Linked DNA regions of Mus musculus: region 1 is linked to region 2. A link is a loop called in an ENCODE intact Hi-C map of the cell type or tissue named here. Cell type or tissue: left cerebral cortex. All regions are shown on one strand. Each heading gives the region's core, and the rest is flanking DNA. Links, peaks and the distances in the headings are about the cores only.

Region 1 (5,646 bases), core at 311-5,310, 74 kb before region 2:
TGTCAGGCCTTGGGACCTCCCTTGAGCTGGATCCCACTTTGGGCCTGTCGCTGGAACTTCTTTTCCTCAGGCTCCTCTCCATTTCCATCCCTGTTGTAGTTCTTTCAGACAGGAACAATTATGGGTCAGAGTTTTGACTGTGGAATGGCAACCCCCTCCCTCACTTGATGCCCTGACCTTCTGCTGGAGATGGGCTCCACAAGTTCCTTTTCCCCACTGTAAGGCATCTTCAAAGTTCCTTCGTTTGATGTCCAAAAGGCTTTCACCTCCCAGGTCTCTGGTACATTCTGGAGGGTTTCCCCAACCTCCCACCTCCCGAGGTTGCCTGTTTCCATTCTTTCTGCTGGCCCTCAGAGCTTCAGTCCTCTCCTTGTCCAATACCACATCATCCCCTCCCCCACACCCATCCACTTTCCCTCCCAGGTCCCTCCCTCCCTCACCACTTGTTATTGCTTTCTTCTCCCACTTAAGTGGCAATGAGGCGTCCTCACTTCAGCTTGTTGACCTTTAAGAGTTCCATGGACTGCATCTTTGGTAGTCTGTTCTTTCTTTCTTTCTTTCTTTCTTTCTTTCTTTCTTTCTTTCTTTCTTTCTTTTTTCTAATATCCACTCTTATTCCTTTTGGGTCTGAGTTACCTCACTCAAGATGACATTTTCTAGTTCCATCCATTTACCTGGAAAACTCAGGATGTCCTCATTCGTAATAGCTAAGTAGTATTCCATTGTGTAAATGAACCACATTTTCTGTATCCATTCTTCTGTTGTGAGACATCTGGGTTAGTTCCAACTCTGGCTAGCACAAGCAAGGCTGCTATGAACATAGTGGAACACGGGCACCTGTGCTATGGTGGGGCATCTTTTGGGTATGTTCCCAAGAGTGGTATTGTCTTAATACCACTATTTCCAATTTTCTGAGGAACCTCCAGATTGATTTCCAAAGTGGGTGAAATAGTTTGCAATCCTACCAGCAATGGAGGCATGTTCTTCTTTCTCCACATCCTCCCCAACAGGTGCTGTCAAATGAGATTTTGATCTTAGACATTCTGATTGGTGTAAGGTAGAATCTCAGGATCATTTTGATTTGTGTTTCTCTGATCACTAAGGACTTTGGACATTTCTTTAGGTGCTTCTCAGCTATTCAAGGTTCCTCCGTCTGAATTCTTATTTATTTATTGATTGATTGATTTTGTTTGTTTGTTTTTTTTTTTTTAGTGGTTAGCTTCTTAATCACATGAACATTTTTACATGCCTTTATTCTTTTGTGCTCACATCACAGCATAATCTTCGCTTTGTGTTAAAGCATGCCTTTCTTGATAAGAACATTTGTGGCAAGAACTCAGGCAAACACATTTTGTGGCAAACCAAGGAGACTGATGAGATAAAGTGCCAGAGTTCTGTCAGGCATCACTAGGCCCAGTTTTTATCTTCTGAAGTTCTTGATGAACTCTTCCTAATTGTCTGCATATAAATCATTCAGTTCTACTGGACACACTCAATACTATTTGGATGCTAAGTGTCAGAATATTGAATGCTAGGATCTATTTATGAGCAGAAGCATTTTTACTTCCTTGGTTCTCTGTGTCTTCATTTCCTAGCATCATCACATCTCTCTATGAGGGAGGGAGGCAGAATGATCAGAGCATTCATAGCAATGACTGAACCATTGGTCTTAAGACCCAGACCAGGCTTCCATCTCTGCCTTTCTTTGCCTTCTTTAATATTTTTCTGTTGTGTGTTGTAGTAACTGTATAATGTTTATGAGTGATACACTCCAAGGATAAGAAGATGGTAGTGTATCTTCACTAGCCATTTGGTCTATTTGAGGTCACATGTGATATAGCAATCACATGGATTAATCATGGGGCCATAAACAGAATGCCCATGGGGGCATAGAGAACATTTAATAAAAATAACTGCATTGGCAATACAATTGAGAAAAATGTTCTGTTTATACTCTGAACAATAAGTCAAAATTTTCCAAATGAATAGAAAAGGAACATTTCAGATAGAAAAATCAGTATGGAAAAAGCTAGACTTTGTGGCTGTTGTGGAGTCTCTGGGGAATACTGTAAAGATGAGAGCTAGATAATCAGAAAGAAGAGTGAGGAGAAAGAAACCCTTAGATGTTGTAAGGGTCAGATTTTGTACATCAGAGGCTTCATCCTATGGACAGTATAAGCTTATGGAATTATATTAGAAGCACATAAACTTATTTGGGGAACAATTTATTATCATTTCATTTTGTATACAGTGTGTAGAGCATGACTGCTCTGTTGTGGAAATATATATGTATTAGCTGCAACAGACCATTGTTAATTTTTTTTCAGGGAAAATAATGGATGGCAGTACGTTTTAGGTGATGGAGTTCTTTGTTTAATTTCAGTAGCTTTTGGTGTTTATGCCATGACACACTATGTGGGAATGCTTTACTATGTTGTGATGAGGTATTATAGCAACACGATGGTGTGGCTTAATAAGTAGTATAGGATCTTGGAAGATACCACAGTGGTAAATGTGACTTGTGATCCAAGCTCAGTTCATAGAACCTGTGCATTTTCCCTATGGCAACAAAGAAAGGTGGTTTTCAATTGACATGCTGACAAAATGTCTTTTTGTTTTGTTTTGTTTTGTTTTGATTTCAGTCTAAATTCAACATGAAAGAGTATATCTGGTGGAAGTTAGGAGAAATAAACTGGGTTTTGTTGCTGTTAGTTTTTTGCATTGAGAATCTATAATTATGGCAATTCCCATTACTGGGAAGTTTATAATGGGCATATTCACACATATTTTATATACATACACACACATGTGTGTGCATGCATTGTGTCTGTGTATGCATGTACATAGGCAAAATTTTCAAAAGATTTTAATCATGAAACATTAGAAGTAATTATGAAAAAAAGTAAGTTGTTTTGCACAATACACTACATTAAAAGCTTGTTTAAAAGAGCAAGAAGTAAGAAGGGGAAGAAGGCTTGTTCTTTTTTAACATCTCAGTGAGTCTCCAGATCTGAGAATTTTACGTAAGCCCACATTCATGAATTCATCTGTGAACACCCACACGTGCTGTGTGCTGAACATGATGCTGTTTGCTGAGGCTAAAAGCAGGATCCTAGTCTGGTGGTGAAGATGAACATGCAATATGTACCAGGATAGGTTTATAAAAAGGATGGATTGTGGAGAGGGGAAGCCAGCAAAGGAAGAGGAAACAGCTATCTGTACAAGTTAACTTTTTTTGAATTCTATATGAAAATAAAACTGTGAAATTTATCTTTCTAAACTTGGCTTATTTCATGCAGCCTGTTCAAGGACAGTTAGAAATGCCTTTGCTAATATCAGTATATTGTGGTGAGGGTAGCATTCCCCTGTACTGGGGCTTATGATCTTTGCAAGACCAAGAGCCTCTCCTCCCATTGATGTAACTCCTTCCATGGGTATTTTGTTCCCCATTCTAAGAAGGAACAAAGTATCCACACTTTAGTCTTCCTTCTTCTTGAGTTTCATGTGTTTTGCAAATTATATCTTGGATATTCTAAGTTTCTGGGTTAATATCCACTTATCAGTGAGTACAAATCATGTGTGTTCTTTTGTGATTGGGTTACCTCATTCAGGATGATATCCTCCAGATCCATCCACTTGCCTAAGAATTTCATAAATTCATTGTTTTTAATTGCTGAGTACTCCATTGTGTAAGTGTACCACATTTTCTATATCCATTCCTCTGTTGAGGGACATCTGGGTTCTTTCCAGCTTCTGGCTATTATAAATAAGGCTGCTATGAACATAGTGAAGCATGTGTCCTTATTATAAATTGAACATCTTCTGGGTATATGCCCAGAAGACATATAGCTGGATCTTCCAGTAGTACTATGTCCAATTTTCTGAGGAACTGCCAGACTGATTTCCAGAGTGGTTGTACCAGCTTGCAATCCCACCAGCAATGGAGGAGTGAGTGTTCCACTTTCTCCATATCCTCGCCAGCATCTGCTGTCACCTGAACTTTTGATCTTAGTTATTCTGACTGGTGTGAGATGGAATCTCAGGGTTGTTTTGATTTGCATTTCCCTGATGATTAAGGATGTTGAACATTTTTTCAGGTGTTTCTCAGCCATTCGGTATTCCTTAGTTGAGAATTCTTTGTTTAGTTCTGTAACCCATTTCTTTTTTTAATTTAAGCATAAGATATGACAAGAGAACCAAACTATTCAGAGTCATATCAAAAACATAGCGAGCACATGTAGCATATGAAGCCTAGGACTGCATGGGTGTGGCTGAACACAAACCTGTAAATACAATGGGTTTGGGACTTTTGTTATTAGATTACTGTTTCTAGCACAATCTCTGCACATTAGGGTCCTGTTGAAATGTCTCAAGATTAGATGTGCCCTTAGATTATCTTAGACAGAAGCCAGTCAGACTTGAACATTCATACGTTATGACAATCAGTCTGTTTCTCAGACAGTACAGTGATTTTGTAGTACAATAAGTCTGTCACATGGTAGTTTCTGAAGAGTGATTTTTACTCATATAATTTTACACAAATAGATACCTAAAGTTGGAAGTCCTACTGTGGTAAATATATAAAATTTCTAGACACCTTTAACTGATATGTAAATACATAATGTTTTTACATAATTTATTTCTATATTGCTGAATAATTTTTTGCAGTTTTCCTCTCTATTTGTTTCACATTCACATTCTCATAGAATGATCAATACAGAGGGTATTTAAATGCCTTTTTTCTACTCTTGAGTTATTGGCAGTAACAAACATACTGGAAGAGTTATCACAGAGAAGACACAGCTATGATATGGGTATGTAAAGCCTCAGGAATCTTGTAGAGGAGATAATAGAGCCAAAATTAAAATAAAGATATGTGATATCAAGAGAAAAGTTAAATGTAGATAATGGAAGGCATAAAAAGGTGATAATCGCCTCTGAGCTCAACTTAAATTGGATGGATGGAATTTACAGTCTTAGGTGACAGAGGTAAAGGGGCCAAGTAAACTGTACAAAAAAAGCAGAGGATCTGAGAGATGCTTCATTAGGAGTCTGCTTCAGAACTATCTGGTAGAAGTTCTCTTCGGCATGCATACAATTACATGCTTCCACCCTACCTCCCATAAGTGAATGTAATGGACATTTAAAACTAAAAGTAACTGATGAGAAAATATCCTTTGGGATGAAACAAGTTACTATATGGTACAGACCTACATTTTATGCCATCATCATAGTAATTGCAGTATAGATGGAAAGTATCTAATACACTGCATTTGTATGTATAGTAATTCCCGAATAGATGGAAAGTATTGAATAAGCCAGAGTTGTCTGTTACCTTTCAGTTTCATTTCCTGTCACTGTATAAATGCAGTGGTTAAATCCAAGCACATTTTGGTCAGCGAAACTGGAGTTGGACTGACTAAGGCTGCCTCCTATGTCATTTGGGGTAAATCATGTAAGCAGTCTAAGACATAATTCCCTTAATGGAAATGATAGCATGTAGAACACACAAAAAAAGCTGTGTCAGGCCTAAGTCTGACGAAAGTAGATAACCTGCTCCCTCTTTGCTGATTCAGCAGCCAGTCAACAAAGAGCTGCTATTAAATTGGATACAGGTAATAGCAGTTCTTCAGTTTCTTTCTTATG
Region 2 (5,646 bases), core at 391-5,390:
ATGTGATTTCTGAGATAGAGGTATATCGGTCCCTACAAAACTAGACAGTAAGGATTCTTCAATCACCTTTGCATTCATGAGATTTAGAGAAAAAAATGAGAAATGTATAAAATGGGGAATAATCTAGGTAGAAGATATAGCACATCCAGGCAGAAAAGGAAATCAGCTTATGGATCAAAATTTTTACATAGTTCTTACAATAAGAATACCTGATACAGTTAATATTAGTAAATAGTAAAAATCTAGATGTACCCTAGGATAAACTGTAGTGATAGATAAATTACTGACCTCATTACTAAAATAATTTTCAATAAACAACGTAATCATGGGTCAGTTTTGTCAAGGAGCCTGCTACTGTTTTCAAAGAGCAGTGAGTCCTCAAGGAGCAGAGATGATGCCACAATTTCCTAGCATTGCCTGCAAGTTGTGTGCTTGACACACAACAGTTCCTCGGGGGCTGAGGGATGGTTGTTTGTGTAAATTGCTTACTATATGAGCATGGGAACCAGAGTGAGTACGAATCCCCAGAACCCACATTAGAAGCTAGGCAGATGCGCCAGCCACGTGTAGTCTGAATGCCAGAGAAGTAGAGACAGGAGATAGCCTGGGAAAGGTAGCGAGCTAGAGCAGCCAAAACTAGGAGAGCTCTAGCCTCAGTGAGAGACTCTCTGAAGAAGGAAAGGAGGAGAGCTTAGAGAATGACACTTGACTTCAGTTTCAGGCCTCCAAATGCATACTTATACATGCATGCTCACACACGTGTTCATATACGTGCAAACACATATACACAACACATTCACACTATGTGCAAACACACACATATGGGGGTAATGAATATTCACAGTAGGGTTTTAGGAAGTTATACATACCACTACATTTGTTTAGAAGTCTGTAGGTAATAGGCATGAGGAAAACCTGGAATGTTAAACACTCAAGGGTTTAACCTGTTTTCTACCCAAAAGGCTCAGAAGAGAGTAATTAATATCCTGGTGACCTCTGTGCTATTTGTATGTCCAGACCTTACCTGCTCTCCAGACCTTTATAATTATCCTGTTTTCCTCAGTGGGTCTACAGCACCATCCTATTGAGATCCTTATCAGGATGGTTGTTTAACTTGAACCTGCCTCTTCAGTCAATCAATAGAACCTACCTTTATGGAAGATGTTACTGGTACTTATAAGAGTTTGATGTAGACAGGTCTTAAGCTTTGTTGTGCACATGGGATGAGTTAATTATCACCAGGAAACTTTCCTTCAACATTGCACTGTACTCAAATATACCTAAAATAAATTACCTGATGTCAAACTCTTGACATTTGAACCAATGGCAACTACTGAGTAATGTAGTCCTACCTTTCTTTTTGATTTCCCTGGCTTCCCACTCTGCTCAATGTCATGTTTGCAGAGAATCTATACACATTTGAGCTTTGAAGAGTAAAGAATTTACCATGGTCAATTAATCTTTTAAATTAGAATATAGTTATATCATTTACTCCATTATATATGTATGTATGTATGTCTGTATGTATGTCTGTATGTATGTCTGTATGTATGTATGTATGTATGTATGTATGTATTGACTATATAATCAGTTGAGTCAATTTAGTGTTGCTTATATGCATATGGTTCAGGGCTGACCACTTGATATTGGATAACCAATTAGGGGTCTTTTCACAAGAAAGACTAATCTCTAGCTCCCAGCATGTGTGGTACTAGAAACCCACCCAACTACCTATGGTTATTAGGGTCATAGATCTTACAGGAGAGCACACTACAGCCACTTTACTAAACCAGCATTATTCTATAGTATCCATCCTAAATACTTACCCTTACGATCAGAGATAAGCGAAGTTCTCAACTCTATCAGAGAAACTTTTCTTTGTGTTCAACAAAGACGATTACAGGAAGTCACAGCTTCTAAAATTGGGGAAACTAACTGATAGTGGTGAGATTTGTACCATTGGATACGTGTACAACTCAAGTCTTGAGCCTAAAGCTTAGGGAACTTCCAGGAAGTAGGGGTGGAAAGATTTGAAGAGCCAGAGACCAAGAAGTTGGCTGTGAAATTGGGTATTCATGGTTAATTCTTAGTATATGACCATAGTCAGTACACATTCAGATCTTTATTTCCGTTATACATAATGTTTACAATAACAGAACAATAAAGAATGGTAATATCAAGTACAAATTTGATATTTGATGTCTGGGATAAATATGATCAATTTTGTAAGGACTCAGACGGAGTTAGAAATTATTTTTCCTGTGCTTTCTGAGTAAAAGGTTTACATTCATCAACATTCTGTTAGTAATGATACAGGAAACTACATGAATACCAAATAAGACTGTTGAATAAACGATTCGTGCCATGCTGTATTTAAAACAAATACTTCAGAAATTGCCAATTTTAGGCTGCTGGTGTAGTGTGTTCTGGATATTTTAAATGTGTAGTCGCTGACTCACTTGGCCTCCTGAGATGGTTTATAAATATAACAAGTGTGGAGGAGAGAGTGATTCTAGAGCTCCGCTTAGAAAGCCTTGGATTCTGTCAGGGGCTTGTTGCTCGTGCACTGGTTGCTTTCCCATAGTCACTTCCGGCTAGTACAGAGATTAACTGCCATCCAACATTCCACAAACCGGGCTGTGTTTCCAGATTGTGCCCTTTTCATTATAAGATCTTCTCCCTCCACCCCTCCCCCACCCCCACACACACCTCTGCTTTCTCCATTTCAAATCAAAGTACTTTTTTCTCTTCAACATCGTGAAGCTGTGCTGCCTTCAGAGCTCTGAGTCATGGGTAGAGAGTGGCTCCCCCAGCTTTCTGCGTTGGGTCCCACATATTTCCAAATGTGCACAATTGCGTGGCGAATCAATTACGTGGAGGAGGATTCCAGCAACTATGACCCTTCCCACTGCCTGCACAGGTTGCCCATGATTTCCTCCCACCCTATCTGTCAAGCATTGAGAGTGAAGAGGAATTTTGTCCAGTATGTTGTTTGCAGGGATACCAAAGAGGGGAAAAACTCCCACAGAAAATAATGGGCCTTTCCTTTCACATAATGCAAACTTGTAAAATATTGATGGGTTTAAAATCTTCTTTTAAAGATCTGGTACAGGTTTTAAAAGGTCACAGACAAAGGAATTCAGCTCAGTGCTAAAGCACTGGCCTAGTATATTAAAGACCTTGGGTTTAATCTCTAGATTCACAGAAAGAAAGGAAGAAAGAAAAGAAGGAAGGAAGGAAGGAAGGAAGGAAGGAAGGAAGGAAGGAAGGAAGGAAGGAAGGAAGGAAGGAAGGAAAAGAAACAAGAAAATGGAAAGAAATATCTTCACATTATTTAATGGAGAAGCAATCTACTTACAACGTAGAAAATCATCATAATAAAATAGCAGGGATCCAAGTCACCCACAGGTGCTCTTAAAAAAACTTCACAATATCTAACAGCAGGCACTGCTAAAGCAACTGTTCTGAGTGATAACATAGACCAAGAATATAGTATATTTGACATTTAGTCCTTCATTCCGGAACCAAAGATCTACTAAAATTTACATGGAAGTGTAAGGGAAGTAGGCAATGTTAATATTGTTTCTGTGTGATGCTTGTCATTAATCCTTTCTGGCAATCTGTTCGACCATCTAGGTCTTGAAATCAGTTACCTTCTATACTACACCACAGCCTTGTTCATCATTGAATGGTGCCAGGTTTAATAGATCAAGAAAACAATCAAAACTGTGTGACTTCAGACTTCATAACTTTCTGCACACTGGTATTTTTAGAAAAGTGTCTGTCACTGGATCTTAAATAATGGTAATCTAGGCCAAAAGTGTTTCTGTCTGAACTTTTAGTATTTTTATCACGTCCCTTCAGGAGAAATGAGGTCTGGCTTTTGTGGGTCCTAAAATTTTGTTCTCTGAGTATCTATATGTTTCAAGCAGACACTCTCGGAAGAGATCCTAGGATGAAATTGATTTCTAATTTCTAGGTGACATTTAAACAGTGTAACTTGAGCAGGGAAGCTACATAATTAACCCAGTCATGGTGGTAACTAGTCATAAGGAAGCAATGCACAGGCAGCCCTGTGCATAACAATTGGAGCAGACAGTTTTGCATCCAGCACACTTGCTCTTTCCAGCTCGTTGTGTACTGTCGGGGAATAAAACTCTCTGTGAAGGATGGTATTTTAAGGATATCCACTCAAACAGTGACAATAAACCTTAGGATTTTTTTTTCATTCTGAAAACTTTTAATGACTTCATAATTGAGTGAAAATTGGATTCTTTAGAATCGTTAACTGTATTGTTTGCCTATGTCATCATAGTATTCTTCCAAGGAGGGAGTGCTATGCATCTGAGGGAAACATACCATGTGGTCTGTGAGCATCCTGAAAATGCCAATGAATAAGCAAAGAGGAAGAGCAATAGCAAAATCTCTGCTCCTCTGTTTCCACTTCTGCTGTGTGACAATGGTGACCTTGATGCATTGATATTTTAATAAGAATGTATTTGGTAGACCCCATCTATCTCTGAACCATAATCAATGTGGAGACCTAGTGGGTGTTTTAACAACAATAGTCACCCTGATTTTACTTAGTAGTCACAATTACAGAAATAATCAGAAAAATCAGTTGTTAAATGTTAACTGAGTTTCAGGCAGTGTCTGAAAGTCTGTATGGGTCATTGAAAACATTGAAATAATTGGAGTGAAATATTATCCCAATTTGGAGCTAGCTATAGACATGGTGATTCTGCTTGTGGCAGGAGTGGTGGTATTTACAAGATTGTAGTGATAGCTTTGTTAATACCTGGGGGTCCTCTGTGTAGTTATGGAAAAAACAATATGATTTTTCCTAAGGTCTTTTAAAAACATGACACTATTTTGTTTCTGAACCTCTGACTCAGTGAAGAAAAGTAAATGCAGAGATGTCTGGTGATAGAAAGTATTCCATTTTTTATTAGATATTTTCTTTGTTTACATTTCAAATGCTATCCCGAAAGTTTCCTATACCCTCCACCAGCCCTGCTCCCCTACCCACTCACTCCCACTTCTTGGCCCTGGCATTCCCCTGTACTGGGGCATATAAAGTTTGCACAACCAATGGGCCTCTCTTTCCAGTGATGGCAGACAAGGCCATCTTCTGCTACATATGCAGCTAGAGACATGAGCTCTGGGGGTACTGGTTAGTTCATATTGTGTTTCCACCTATAGGGTTGCAGACCCCCTCAGCTCCTTAGGTACTTTCTCTAGCTCCTCCATTGGTGGCCCTGTGTTCCATCCTATAGATGACTGTGAGCATCCATTTCTGTATTTGCCAGGTACTGGCATAGCCTCACTCGAGACAGCTATATCAGGGTATTCAATGATTACCTATCATGGTTCACAGTATTCTTATGAATCTCAGTAAATACTTCCTGAATGCTGAGAACACTTAGGAATACACTGAAGATAGAAGAGTAGAAGCACTCCAGCCTCTATTTAACACCTCATAGAAAATAAAGACAGCAAAGGAAATAAATTACAATGTAATATCACAATATTTTAATACTCTGAGGATTGAGCAATTCATGTAGAAAAAAATGCTTTAACTATGGTACTTATGACAAGGCCAGAAACTGTTTCAGATTAATCTAATAATTTGATTTAGGAACAATG

Evidence for each region. Hi-C counts contacts between places; a loop is a spot of excess contacts. Peaks named below come from ENCODE experiments on the same cell type or tissue, not always from the same donor. Only the 100,000 strongest peaks of a DNase experiment are listed, where the experiment ranks them.
Region 1: it touches region 2 in a loop (2.6-fold over the local background); 2 of 42 quality-filtered maps call a loop at or near these places.

What each region holds. Positions count from the first base shown.
Region 1 is chr7:91,293,261-91,298,906 of GRCm38, forward strand. All of the region lies in intron 1 of Dlg2 (discs large MAGUK scaffold protein 2), which reads left to right. Among named protein-coding and RNA genes, the nearest start is that of Gm24552, 53 kb to the left of the region's middle. In left cerebral cortex, for the core only: no CTCF peak of the experiment used is centred there; DNase peaks (open chromatin) are centred at 3,082, 3,751 and 3,873; H3K27ac peaks cover 1,856 bases.
Region 2 is chr7:91,367,438-91,373,083 of GRCm38, forward strand. All of the region lies in intron 1 of Dlg2 (discs large MAGUK scaffold protein 2), which reads left to right. Among named protein-coding and RNA genes, the nearest start is that of Gm24552, 130 kb to the left of the region's middle. In left cerebral cortex, for the core only: no CTCF peak of the experiment used is centred there; DNase peaks (open chromatin) are centred at 2,529 and 2,785; H3K27ac peaks cover 3,268 bases.